Regions from separate parts of the Homo sapiens genome. Here regions 1, 2 and 4 are each linked to region 3. Evidence: chromatin contacts called from ENCODE Hi-C or POLR2A ChIA-PET data. All regions are on one chromosome and are shown on one strand. Each heading gives the region's core, a stretch centred on a gene start or an enhancer-like site at or near the end of the contact. The rest is flanking DNA. Distances are from core to core; before and after follow the strand shown.

Region 1 (2,963 bases), core at 343-2,842, 540 kb after region 3:
TTATTGTTTAAACTCCATTTGATATAGTGAAAATTGCACCAAAAATCATCCTAACTGGTCTTCAGGGGTAGGAACCTGAATTTACTTTCGATTTCTGGAAGAGTATTATAAGCCACAAACTATCAACTCCTATATACGTTGAAAAAATAAGCATTAATGGTAAACTGTAGGTATTGAGGAAATTGTGTTCATGCAAAGGGAATGAACATGATGAAGAGGGCTTGGTAAACTGTAATTATGATCTCCTCTATATTACTTTACTACTAGCCAGCCATGCCAGAGTGTCTGCCATCATCTTTCTCTTTGCAAGTGAGTATCTTTGTTCCTAGTTGGTATCCCTAATTTAGCCCCAAGTGATCAATCCTTCTTGCCTCCTCATCTCTATAACAACACTTGATAATTAAATTGTGTCTTTTCTATGTGCCAGGCACTGCTTTAAGAGCTTTGCCTGGGTTAAATTAATCATCAGGATGAGACTTTGAAATTGTTACTACTGATATTCCCATTTTACAGGTGAGCAAATTCAACTGCAATTTCCTCAATAACCCCAGTTTACCATGAATGCTTATTTTCTCAGCTTGTATAGGAGTTGACAGTCTGTGGCTCATAACAGTCTTCCAGAAGTTGAAATAAATTCAGGTTCCTACCCGTGAGGACCAGTTAGGATGCTTTTTGGTGAAATTTTCACTATATCCAATGGGGTTTAAACAATAAAGAATTTATTATCTCTCCAAACAAGAAGTCCAAAATTAGGGTTGCAGGGTGGATTGATTTAGCAGCTCAGTCATACCAAGATTTCTTTTACTAGGAAGAAAATACTTTTTCCAAACCCCTAAGCAGTGTTTCTTTTTTTGGCATGATCCCTACGCCATTCACAGGCAAAGGGGAATGGATGATCCATGACTCCTCTCTGAGACTGAGCCTAACTACCATGAGCATATTGTTGCCTGATCCCTGAACAAAGCCTGGGGTCTATTAGCAAAAGGAAAAGTGAGGGAACCAAAGGAGCCTTACTCTCCAGGACATCTGCACGCCACCAGAGTGCAGAATGTAAGCTGTCTTGCATGCGTATGAAAAACATAACTCTAACACTGACCCCAAGGTCTCTCCTGCTGTGCATAACTAATAGGCCCTGTGACTGCTTACTGCTGTGATGCAGAACAGACTTCACAGGTGCTCCTCGGCTGGGACTGGTGTGGCAGCGTGGGAGGCAGGGGCATACTGTCACTATGACTGAGCAGAGTATTATTGGAAATGGTGTTTGACTCCCTTCTTATTGGTGCAACTCAAAAGGGCAATGTAGTAAACAGTTCCAGACAAATTTGAAGACAAGATGTTTTTCATAAGGAAGGAAAAAATTCTCACAACAAGCCAAATGTGCATCTTTTCAGATAGGAGCCCTTCATATTCACTGGAATTTCTTAAAAAGTAACTTTCCACATATTTCCCCCAAAATAACCTATTTCACTAAGAGTAAAGCACGTGGCACCTAATTTATCTTCCCTGAACAGAGTAGAGCTGAGTCACTGACACAGAACTGAAACCTTCGCACCCAAGCAGGCTCAAGGGACTGAGCCAGAACTGATTCTCAGATAGCTCAACCCTCCCTCCCTCTCCCACAATAAAGGTTCATATCAAAATCACACTCTGAACATCTGACTCATATCTTGTGATTATTGAACATACTCCTCCTGTACCAATGTTCCTGTGGACATTTGACCATTTCCATGTTCATTTCTTAGGGAAAACAGGATTGTTTAGCTGGAGGTTGAATCAAATAGATATACATATTGAAACCAAGTGTCCTCTCTTGCTGTCTGAACATCCAAACAAAGCTAGGAGCAGCCCCCTTACCATTAATCAAGGACCAGATAAACAGCTATCTGCTGAAGAGGACTTCTGCAGCAATGGCTTAGCCCTCACCTCTGGCACAAGGAAGGATGGATGGGTGGGCTGCAATTAGTTGGCATGTTCAAAATAAGAGACAAGTGGCAGGGAACACCTCTTGGTTTGACTTCAGCTTGCATCACTGTGGCTCTTGACTGCCATTTCTACTTTTCCTGTGTAGATCGAAAGCTCTAATCCTTACCCCTAGTAAGTGCAATAGTGCCCTTTGTACAGTTGGAGACCTCCACCTCCTAGTTTGAGCCAGAATGTGTTCTGTGCGTAAATACATTACATGGAGTCCAAGAGATTTCTTTCTTTCTTAATTTACACATAATAATTGTACATATTCATGGGGTATGTAAGGATGTTTTGATACATATAATGTATGATGATTAGATCAGGGTAATTAGCATATCCATTATCTCAAACATTTATCATTTCTTTGTGTTGGGAACATTCAATATCCTTCCTTCTAGCTATTTGAAACTACATATTGTTAACTGTAGTAGTCCTACAGTGGTATAGAACACTAGAAACGTATTCCTCCTCCCTTGCTCTGATTCTGTAACCCTTAACAAATCTCTCCCTAAAGGTTTCTGTTAACTCCTAATAAATGATCGCGTGGGTTGGCAGAGTCAAGAATGAGGTTAAATGGAGAATTCTTGGCCTGAGGACTATGAATTCCTTTTTTTTTTTTTTTTTTTTTTTTGGCCCATTTGGTTCCACGTGTGCCTCCAGATCTCTGGTGCTGTGGAGCAGTGACTGTGCTGTGTGCTGCACACCTCACTCTCTTGCCGCTTTCCCTGGTCTCCATCAGGACTTTACCAAAACACTCAAGTGCTGTGGCATCTGAGAATGTCCCTCTATGCACTGTCTGTCCATATAGTGAGATAAGGGAGGTGCTGGAAACAATTGTTCTCTTCCTCTATGATTCCTGCAAGTATTGTTTTGCAATTGTGCTGCCCGCCTTGAAAATCACATGGTGCCCCACTGGCAGCTTTATGATCATTTCTCTAAATGAAAGTGAGAGGTTATCGAATTTGTCTAGTTTAGTGTGAGTCACTTATATGCCTGGG
Region 2 (3,006 bases), core at 420-2,919, 800 kb before region 3:
ACCACGCCTGGCCAAAAATTTTAATTTATCAAATTTATTCCTTTACTGATGCTAATAAAAATCTGTGGTGGCTCACGCCTATAATCCCAGCACTTTAGGAGTCTGAGGCAGGAGGACTGCTTGAGGCCAAGAGTTTGAGACCAGCCTGGGGAATATAGTAAGATCTCATTCTACAAAAAATAAAAATTAGCTGGGTATGGTGGCCCATGTTGGTGGTACTAGCTACTCTGGAGACTGAGGCAGGAGAGTCTCTTGAACCTTAAGGTCGAAGTTAGGGTCAGCTGTGATCGCACCACTGCCCTCCAGCTTGGGCAACAAACCAAGACTGTGTGTCAAAAAAACAGAAAAAAAATCGTTTGTGTCACCTGATCTGAAGAAGGGAGGGAGTCTGGTGAGAGGGAAAGAGGGAGCAAGGCTGCAGGTCAGGAGTCACCAGGGACAGGTTATCTAAGCTCTCAGTCCAGTGCCATTGTCCATATATCTCCCACCTACCGCTAGCCTCAGGAAAATGGCTCCTCACTTTACCCAAAGTAGATATGGGGTCTTCCTGCAAGAGGAATACACCCATACCATTTCCCTCCCTTCAAACGACCATACTGACCCATGGTATGGTTAGTATTTGGGTTGCAGGTTTATCACATAGCGAGGTACTCCTCTCTTTGTGATGGCTCTAACCTTGATAACTACCTGTTTTCCTCGGCTGCTTCCGGGACCCATCTTTCTGAGCCTTTCTTTCTTTTTCATCGTCGAAGTCAAAGACCAGTGTGACAGTACAAGGTTATATTATAATTGATGCCCAGGAAAACAGACTGCCGTATTCTGATCTATTAAAATTCCTGATTTAGGAATACCGTCTAGGATTTAAGAGAAACATCTAATGAATGTTAATAATGACGATGAGTGGTTTTCTAGGAACCCATAAAGTAAAAGGCTTTAAAAGGGTGGCAAGATTGTCACTGTGCAACTCAGCAACGATTTGTGAGGCTCAACGAAATTCCTACCCAAATTATTTGCAATTATTAAACAGAAAGAATGAAAAATGACCTTGAATTACAGGGCGAAAGATGGGACTGTTAAGACTGTCTTCGTAACTAAGCACTGTAAAGACTGAGACAGCTGCAAGGGAAAGTTTTCCTCGAGCTCTTCCAGTGAATTTTGGGAAAAGGGATTGAATGTCTGAGGTCTCTTCCAGCTCTGAAACCGCAGCGTTTCGTACAGTGTTCATTTTTTTTTAATGGGAGGGGTCTCGGGGTCTTGCTCTGTCGCCCGGTCTGGAGGCTTGAGTACAGTGGCGCGACACGATTACGGCTCACGGCTGCCTCGAACTCCTGGGCTCAAGCGATGCTCCCGCCTCAGCCTCCAGAGTTGCTGGGACTCAGTGTCTGTTCTTAACTCCCTTCGTAGAATCCACTTTCCTCCAGGGCAAAGTTACTCACTTAAGGACCTTACGGCTCGGCTCGGGGATTTCCTGGGTCACCACGCAGGCGACTTCAGGGCCCAACCGTGTCTCCTCCCCCACCCACAATGCACCTCGCGGTTCCCTCTAGGTGGCAGTTCTGTCACGTGTCACCCGACGGAGCGCGCTCCCGTTTGGCGCACGCGCAGAGTGCAGCCCCCAGCTATTTTTCTCCGTGGCGGCGGCGACGAGCGGAAGTTCTTGGGAGCGCCAGTTCCGTCTGTGTGTTCGAGTGGACAAAATGGCGAAGATCGCCAAGACTCACGAAGGTAAGCGGTCTTTCCCTGCTTACGTGTTTTCTTCGTTGCTAGCCTAATAAAAGCCTTTTTTCCTAGGATTCTGCCTTTTTCTATGGTTTCTTTCGTAGGAGCTGAGCCCGCGTTTCGGGGCCAAGGGTCGTCTCCTCCGCGCCAGCGGCGCAGGCCACTGCCCCGCGTAATGGCGTCCTCCTCTTACACCCCCGACAGGCGCTTTGTTCAGTGTTTGGGACCTGCTACTTCAGAGTAGCTTCTCTTCTCTGACCAGAGGGCCTCGTTTAAGCGGCTTCCTCAGTAGGATTCGTGGGCAAGGGATCGGGGAAGCGGGCGTGGGGAGAAGGTCTCACTCGCCTCTCGACACTGTCGTCCCCATAGTTTGTGCAGAAGAGGGTCAGAAAAGCACTGAAATACGGCAGCCGCTTTTCCGGCAGACTGAATCGAATTTGGTTAAACCGAGATTCCGTTACTCCTACCCTTGTGTGTCTTCAAGCGTCAGTTACTTGTTTATTTTTCTTGCACGAAACGATTTGGGGATAAAATCTGGTAGTTGTTTTCCCTCCCTTAGTCACTTTTAGTATAATATTGATCTTTTTCTTTGGAGACTGGTTATTGGAGGAGCAGATGGAAGAGGAAAACATAAATTACTTTCATTAATGGCCGAAGCTTTCAAGCTAGTTGATCGTTTTATGGAATACAGAGTGTGCAAATTAGGAAAACGTTGGGAATAGACTGGAGTTCATTAGGAAGTATCCAGAGATGACAGAAAATGGGATCACTTTTCAGAAAAGACGAGGCATGAGAAGTTGGAACTGCATTCTTTGATTTCTGACTTGGAATCCGAGATTTTCACTGAGAACGAGACTTCTAAGTCACTTTTGTTTCATATGTTCTTTCTGGGTATTTGGCTCGGTATTAGTCTGTGAGAGGTAAGAGACTGAGGCCATCCAAAATTTTACAGTCTGATAGGAGAAACAGATGTGTATGTTCTCATTCTCTCATGAGGCCAGATGCATGCTTAAGTAGAAGAAAAAGCAGCATGTTCTGGGAACCTGGGTAACGGAATGATTATGTTTAGGGTTGTTTCACTGAGGAGGTTACATGACCGTGTTTTAAAAGGATCAGTCAGTTTTAAATCGGGAAGGACATCTGAGCCTGAGAACATCTTGTAACAAGGTATTGAATCGTGAAAGGTGTGTTTGAGTAGTAGTCCACTGTAGCAGGAACAGAGGGTGCAAGTAGAGAAGAAATAAATGAATCTGGAAAGGTTGGATTAGGACCAGAATGTGAATGGCT
Region 3 (2,816 bases), core at 283-2,782:
CCAGCACTTTGGAAGGCCGAGGCGGGCAGATCAAGAGGTCAGGAGATCGAGACCATCCTGGCTAACACGGCGAAACCCCGTCTCACTAAAAATACAAAAATAAAAATAAAAAAAAAATTAGCCGGGCGTGGTGGCGTGCTCCTGTAGTTTCAGCTACTCGGATGGCTGAGGCAGGAGAATGGTGTGAACCCAGGAGGCGGAGCTTGCAGTGAGCTGAGACTGCTGCACTCCAGCCTGGGCGACAGAGCGAGACTCCGTTTCAAAAAAACAAAAAACAGAATACACAGAGCCTTGAAGGCCATTGTAGAAGTCTGGCTTTTGCTGTCAGTGATTCTCAGAGTCACTGGAGGTCTATAGCTGAGGAATGCTATCCAACTTTCCTTTTAACTGGATCATTTTGACTCCCTCCCACTCCAAATGGTGGAAGAACAAAAGCAGAAGTAGAGATGCTGCTGGCCAGAACCAAGGTGACAGCAGCGGTATTCCTACTGTAAGAAGTGGTTAGTGGTTAGATATACTTGAAAGATAGCTTTTGCTGATGCATTAGATATGAGATATGAGGGAAAGGAAGAAGCCAAGATTACTACAGGGTTTTTGGCCTGGATGGTGCTATCACTGAGACAATGCAAACTTATTAAGGAAGAATCCGTTTTGTGGAAAAGATAAAGAGTAGTTTTTAAAATGTCAAATTTAAAACATGAAAGATACCAAATACATTATTGAATTTGTGGATCTGAAGTTTGGGGGTGAGGTGTGGACTGGAGACTAATTTCTGAAGAGCTCAAGAAAACCATAAGGCGGGATAACAGAGAACACAAAGGATTAAAGGACCTAGTCCTGAGCACGCCAAGATTAACAAATTAGAAGCATGTGTTGGGGGGCATTTAAGACGGACTAATACGAACTTCTCTAAAGTGGGGTTAAAAATAGACATTTTTCTATCTTTAGAGCCTAATACAGTGCCTGGGAAATTATAGGTGGTAAATAAACAGGAGAATACTTCGACAGGAATTTAACGAATGTCTATTCCGTTCTAGCAAGAGCGCCAGGTACTGCGGAAACCGTAAAGAACAAGTGCAAATTCCTGACACCTATATTCTGGTAAGCAAGCCAGGGAGGATTAACTGGTGGCAAAAATCAAACATTAACGCCGAAATAGCCTTCCCAGGAACCTATTAAACTCCAACTTAACACATAAATAAAGGTGGTATTGGGCTTATCTGGAGGCTTCGGTGGCTATCTCCCATCCCTCAGCTGGAGCCAGGCCAATGCAAACTTCGCTCCTAAATGGCTTTCACCGGCAGCCAACGCCAAAGCGCCTTAAATCAGGGCCCTGAGGTCCAGGGAGTGAGACTGGACTCCGTCAGGACAGGGAGAGGGCGCCAGGGAGTGGTGACTGTCCTTATCTGAGCCGAAGCCTCGCGAGCCTCCGACCACCCCTCACCAGCCCGGGGCCCGGCAGCCTCACCTTACAGTCCATCTGTCCGCCTGAGGCTCCGTACTGCAGCAGGCGAGCGGGTTTCCGTGGAACTAACACAGCATTTTAAACCAACCCGCTCCCCGGCGCAGTAGCTCCGGTACGCAGGCGCACCCGTGGCAGGGCATGTCGGGAACTGTAGTTTTCCCGGCCCAGGAGGGCCCTCAGCCCTGGGCGGGACCCAGGCCGGCATCCGGCGGCGCTCAGGGAATGCGTAGCGCCGTGAACCGAATGGCGGCAGGCTCCACTGTGCTCGCGAGCGGGGCACGCCGGGATATGTAGTTTCCGGCGCCTGCCCTCCGGGGGGTCCTGTGCTGCCCACTTCACAGTGACTTGTCTCCGCCTGGTGAACTCGCGGTGTTCTGCTAATCTTGGTAAATACATACCCTACAGCAGAGTAACGAGCATAAAAATTGGTTAAAAATTCAGAGCTTAAACATTCTTCTCGTTAAAGGAAAAATCAAGTCCCTCTTCGTCCTCGTCCATGATGGCCACATGGAGAGTAAAACACAGAAATCTGTTTTCAGGTCTTTCGTCTCTTCAGCATAAATTATTTCTTGCCCTGTCTACAAGTTAATAGGTATTTGTAAATCTGAGTGTAAGTAGCTATGAAACGGAAAAGAGCATTGAGCTGTCCCTGGTTTTTTTGGTGGTTTGCTTTTTTGAGATAGGGTCTTCCTCTGTCGCCAAGGGTGGATTACGGTGGTGCGATCTCGACTCACTGCAGCCTCGACCTCCCGAGCTCAAGCGATCCTCCCATCTCAGCCTCCCCAGTATCTGGGACCACAGGCGCGCGCCACCACGTCTGGCTAATTTTTGTATTTTTTCGTGGAGGCGGGGTCATCACCATATTGCTCAGGCTGGTCTCTTTGGGCTCGAGCCATCCGCCCACCTCGGCCTCCCAAAGTCCTGGGATTACAGGCGTGCATCACCACACCAGCGTTTCTGAGTTGTTTTGCTTTAAGAATATGTATTCTCACTTAAGGGAAAGCCTTCTATAGTGCAAAGACGCGGCTTTGCGTTTTGGTAGCTGGACAGAACACCTGTTATCCCTGCCAGGGCAATTAAAATGCATTTCTCTCTTCTCCCTGAGAGTGCAGCCAAGAATCACTTCAGCCCTCTCATATAAGCAATCAGATCCGAGATGAGAGCTCATTTACTTAGCCTGACAATTGATCTTGCTATTCTAATTCTTTTCATAGCGGAGCCTCAATGTGAGATGCAGAGACTGCCCATCAAACCACAGCCATATTCATCAAGCTTTGAGCCGATCCGGTGAAGAGAAATGAGCACTGCATACATTATTCAGAGAAAGGGACCAAATAAAGCTTTTAATAGG
Region 4 (2,700 bases), core at 59-2,558, 810 kb before region 3:
ACTCTCTCATATACTTAAGTATAATAAAGGTCAGAATCTGATGCTTAACATTGGAAATGAACGCAAACTGCCGCCCTCATTATCATAAACAGTATTTATCTTGGAACTGAAGCCTCAATTTGATCATTAAAGCAACTGTATTTTTCTCAAAAGTAAGTGTTATTTGCAAGACAACATTTTATAAGAGTAATACAAACAGATCTCAAGTATGATGGCGTTATTCTGCTTGAAACTACTTTTTGAGGTTATTTCCTAAAGCAGGAGTAATTTTATGATTTTGTTTGTCTCATCCAACATTTGTCTAAAGGGATTTGGATTTGGTAAGGTTGTTGGTGTTTTTAAAAATTCTTCATTGAATCTTTTTTTAAAAAAATTATTTCCTTGTTTCCAGTAGGGTCGGATCTTCATTTAATCTAAATGTCCTGGGGCTCAACTAGATTTGTGTTTTCTCTCCCCACCTCGTATTTTGTACACCTGAATTCATTTTAAACACACTAACTTTAATTTTCAAGAATATTACAATGTTATTAGTAAAAGGAAACTAAGTCGTACAAGTATGGTATCCGTGTCCCGACCTCCATCTCCACCCCCACCTACCAAAAAATGAACCAACCAGGAAAATCGAAAGCTGACTATGCTTCAAGGTTACAGGACCTGTAAGTTACAGCAGAGTGAAAAAATCCAAGTCCCTTATGCTGGCTGTATTTAGTTTTGTAAACACTAAATGGCGAGGGCAAAGCACTCTTTCAGAAATTGGGAAAACGCATCTGACCATCTGGCAGGTAGAAGGAACCGGAGAAGGGGGCTCACCGCCAAACACAAACTCCCATACAGCCAGCAGCCGGCAACCCTTCTGCGCAAAGTTAAAACTTTCCAACAGCAGTAGCAACAAGCCATAGGGGAGGAGACCGGAAGAGCCCAAAGGCACCAATGGCCAAATTGCTTCCAAAGTCGCTTCGCCGATGATTCACCGCCTCTCACGAGGCAAACGAGCCACGAACACAGCCTTGGGCCCAAGGTGATGCGCGCCGCTCTTGAGTCCCTCAGATGCCAAACGCAAAAAAAAGCCTTCTCCTCTAAAGACACGGAAATGCACCGAGTCCGGCTCTGCCTCACCCCCAAATCCTTCCGGTCCCCCAACTCGGCAGCCAAAATCGAAAACTACTCTCGTCTCAGCGCCCCCGCTGTTGATTACCTGCCATTCCGCACGGGCGCCTGCGCCCCGGCCGCTGTCGCCGACTTCGGACGGCATCCCGAGACTACCCTTCTCAAGGCCGTATGACCAGTCCGAGCTGCCATGATAGACTCTCCGAAGCCGGTCGTCACCTCCCGGACCAGCCCTGCAGCACCGCCCTCCTCTGGTCGGGCCCGGAGCCCGGCTCCGGTCTCTTCCAGCCAATGGACTGGCCGCCTGCGCAGCCTGACACGCCCCTTCTTCCCTTCCGGGTTGCACGTCGCTGACACACGCTGACCGTAAACGTTCCCGTCAGCCTGTCGGCCAATCGGAGCTGCGGGCCCGCCAGGACACACCTCTCTCTCCTGACCGACCAATCGCTTTTCCCGTGCGCTCGCGCAATTTGCGTAATACTCAGTGACTGCTCAGTCCACGCCCCGCGCAGGAGCTGTTCCTGGATTAACCAACTGCCTGGTTCTCCTGGGGTCCGCTTCCGGGAGGCTAGTCAGTGAGCCCCACCCCCCCGGGGGCTGCGGGAAGCCCCAGGGCTTGAGTGTTAATTCTGTAACTGTCCGAACCCGTGAGTGCGGAGCCAGACAGGCCACCACTCCTGGCTGCGAAGCCTGGCTGTCAGCGTCCTGCTTGTTAATGATTGTCTAATACAATGCCTGCCTTGCCTATCTCACGGGGTAATTGTGAGGGCAACATAAGGTCCTGTCATTAGGAAAGACTCAGTTATCCAGCAGCAGTTCCGTCTGCCTTCTTCCTGCGTGTCCCACATTTTAATTGGTGTTCTCGTATGATTTGGGTTTCCCTTATTCCATACTAATCAGACGACTTCGCTTTGATTTACTTGTTTTGGTGATCAGTCATCAAGTCCAGACTTCTTGTTCCCTCAGTTTGTTTTCAGGTCTTTACTTAAGGTTTGTGCACCAATAGTTTTCCTGCAAACTGTAAAGTGAGGATGACAATACTACCTATTTAATATAGTTTGGGTGTAAATGAGATTGTTGATTAAATGTAGTCAGATATTTGTGTGGCACCTACTAGATGCTGGAGAAGTGAGCAAAAGTCTTCACTGTCACAGAGCTTATATCCTAGTGGGGGAAAGAAACCAATTAGTATATAGTGCAATGGCAGCTTGTTATATGTCCCATAGACTAAACAGTACAGCAGGGTAAGGAGATGAAGAGGGAGGAATATGGTAGGGTGCTGTTTTATATAGGGTGGTTAGGAGGGGCTCTAAGAGGATGACACTGAACAAAGGCCTAAAATGAAGTGAGGAAGTGAACTCTGATTACTTGGGAGAAAATGGGCCGGGCGCGGTGGCTCACGCCTGTAATCCCAGCACTTTGGGAGGCCGAGGCGGGCGGATCACGAGGTCAGGAGATCGAGACCATCCTGGCTAACACGGTGAAACCCCGTCTCTACTAAAAATACAAAAAATTAGCCGGGCGAGGTGGCGGGCGCCTGTAGTCCCAGCTACTCAGGAGGCTGAGGCAGGAGAATGGCGTGAACCCCAGGGG

The links. Hi-C counts contacts between places; a loop is a spot of excess contacts on that map. ChIA-PET counts read pairs that join two places held with the same protein, here RNA polymerase II (POLR2A). Pooled maps may share reads with other maps.
Region 1: a pooled map shows a loop between it and region 3 (3-fold over the local background). The contact joins the enhancer-like site here to the promoter of CCDC150 in region 3. A Hi-C loop is called at or near these places in 2 of 37 single-sample maps with no recorded cell type and 4 of 50 pooled maps.
Region 2: a map of B cell shows a loop between it and region 3 (11-fold over the local background). The contact joins the promoter of SF3B1 here to the promoter of CCDC150 in region 3. A Hi-C loop is called at or near these places in 5 of 168 maps with a recorded cell type or tissue (B cell, CD4-positive, alpha-beta memory T cell, CD8-positive, alpha-beta T cell and 1 more), 1 of 37 single-sample maps with no recorded cell type and 15 of 50 pooled maps.
Region 4: a loop to region 3 is called in a map of CD8-positive, alpha-beta T cell, with 9 times the contacts of the local background. The contact joins the promoter of COQ10B here to the promoter of CCDC150 in region 3. A Hi-C loop is called at or near these places in 4 of 168 maps with a recorded cell type or tissue (CD8-positive, alpha-beta T cell, ascending aorta and naive thymus-derived CD4-positive, alpha-beta T cell), 3 of 37 single-sample maps with no recorded cell type and 13 of 50 pooled maps. POLR2A ChIA-PET finds 5 or more read pairs at or near these places in 1 of 52 experiments (PC-3).

What each region holds. Positions count from the first base shown.
Region 1 is chr2:196,100,025-196,102,987 of GRCh38, reverse strand. No RefSeq gene overlaps it. Among named protein-coding and RNA genes, the nearest start is that of DNAH7, 33 kb to the right of the region's middle. RefSeq lists enhancers at 1,396-1,495, 1,766-1,915, 1,936-2,025. Within about 2 kb of position 1,592, at least 5 of the 41 ENCODE cell types and tissues checked have a DNase peak (open chromatin) inside an H3K27ac peak, as active enhancers do.
Region 2 is chr2:197,433,691-197,436,696 of GRCh38, reverse strand. It overlaps SF3B1 (splicing factor 3b subunit 1), which reads left to right and starts at 1,669. Exons shown (of 25, transcript NM_012433.4): 1 at 1,669-1,725. The coding sequence starts at 1,698. RefSeq lists enhancers at 1,221-1,270, 1,291-1,600, 842-2,041, 1,786-2,332.
Region 3 is chr2:196,638,431-196,641,246 of GRCh38, reverse strand. It overlaps CCDC150 (coiled-coil domain containing 150), which reads right to left and starts at 1,532. Exons shown (of 28, transcript NM_001080539.2): 1 at 1,469-1,532. The coding sequence starts at 1,480. LOC105373823 (a long non-coding RNA gene) reads left to right here and starts at 1,562. Exons shown (of 2, transcript XR_923747.3): 1 at 1,562-1,851; 2 at 2,680-2,816. RefSeq lists enhancers at 671-1,208, 1,209-1,746, 1,731-1,780, 1,801-2,020.
Region 4 is chr2:197,452,160-197,454,859 of GRCh38, reverse strand. It overlaps COQ10B (coenzyme Q10B), which reads right to left and starts at 1,308. Exons shown (of 5, transcript NM_025147.5): 1 at 1,196-1,308. The coding sequence starts at 1,299. RefSeq lists enhancers at 786-835, 1,036-1,085, 1,106-1,585, 1,030-1,646, 1,706-1,775 and 1 more.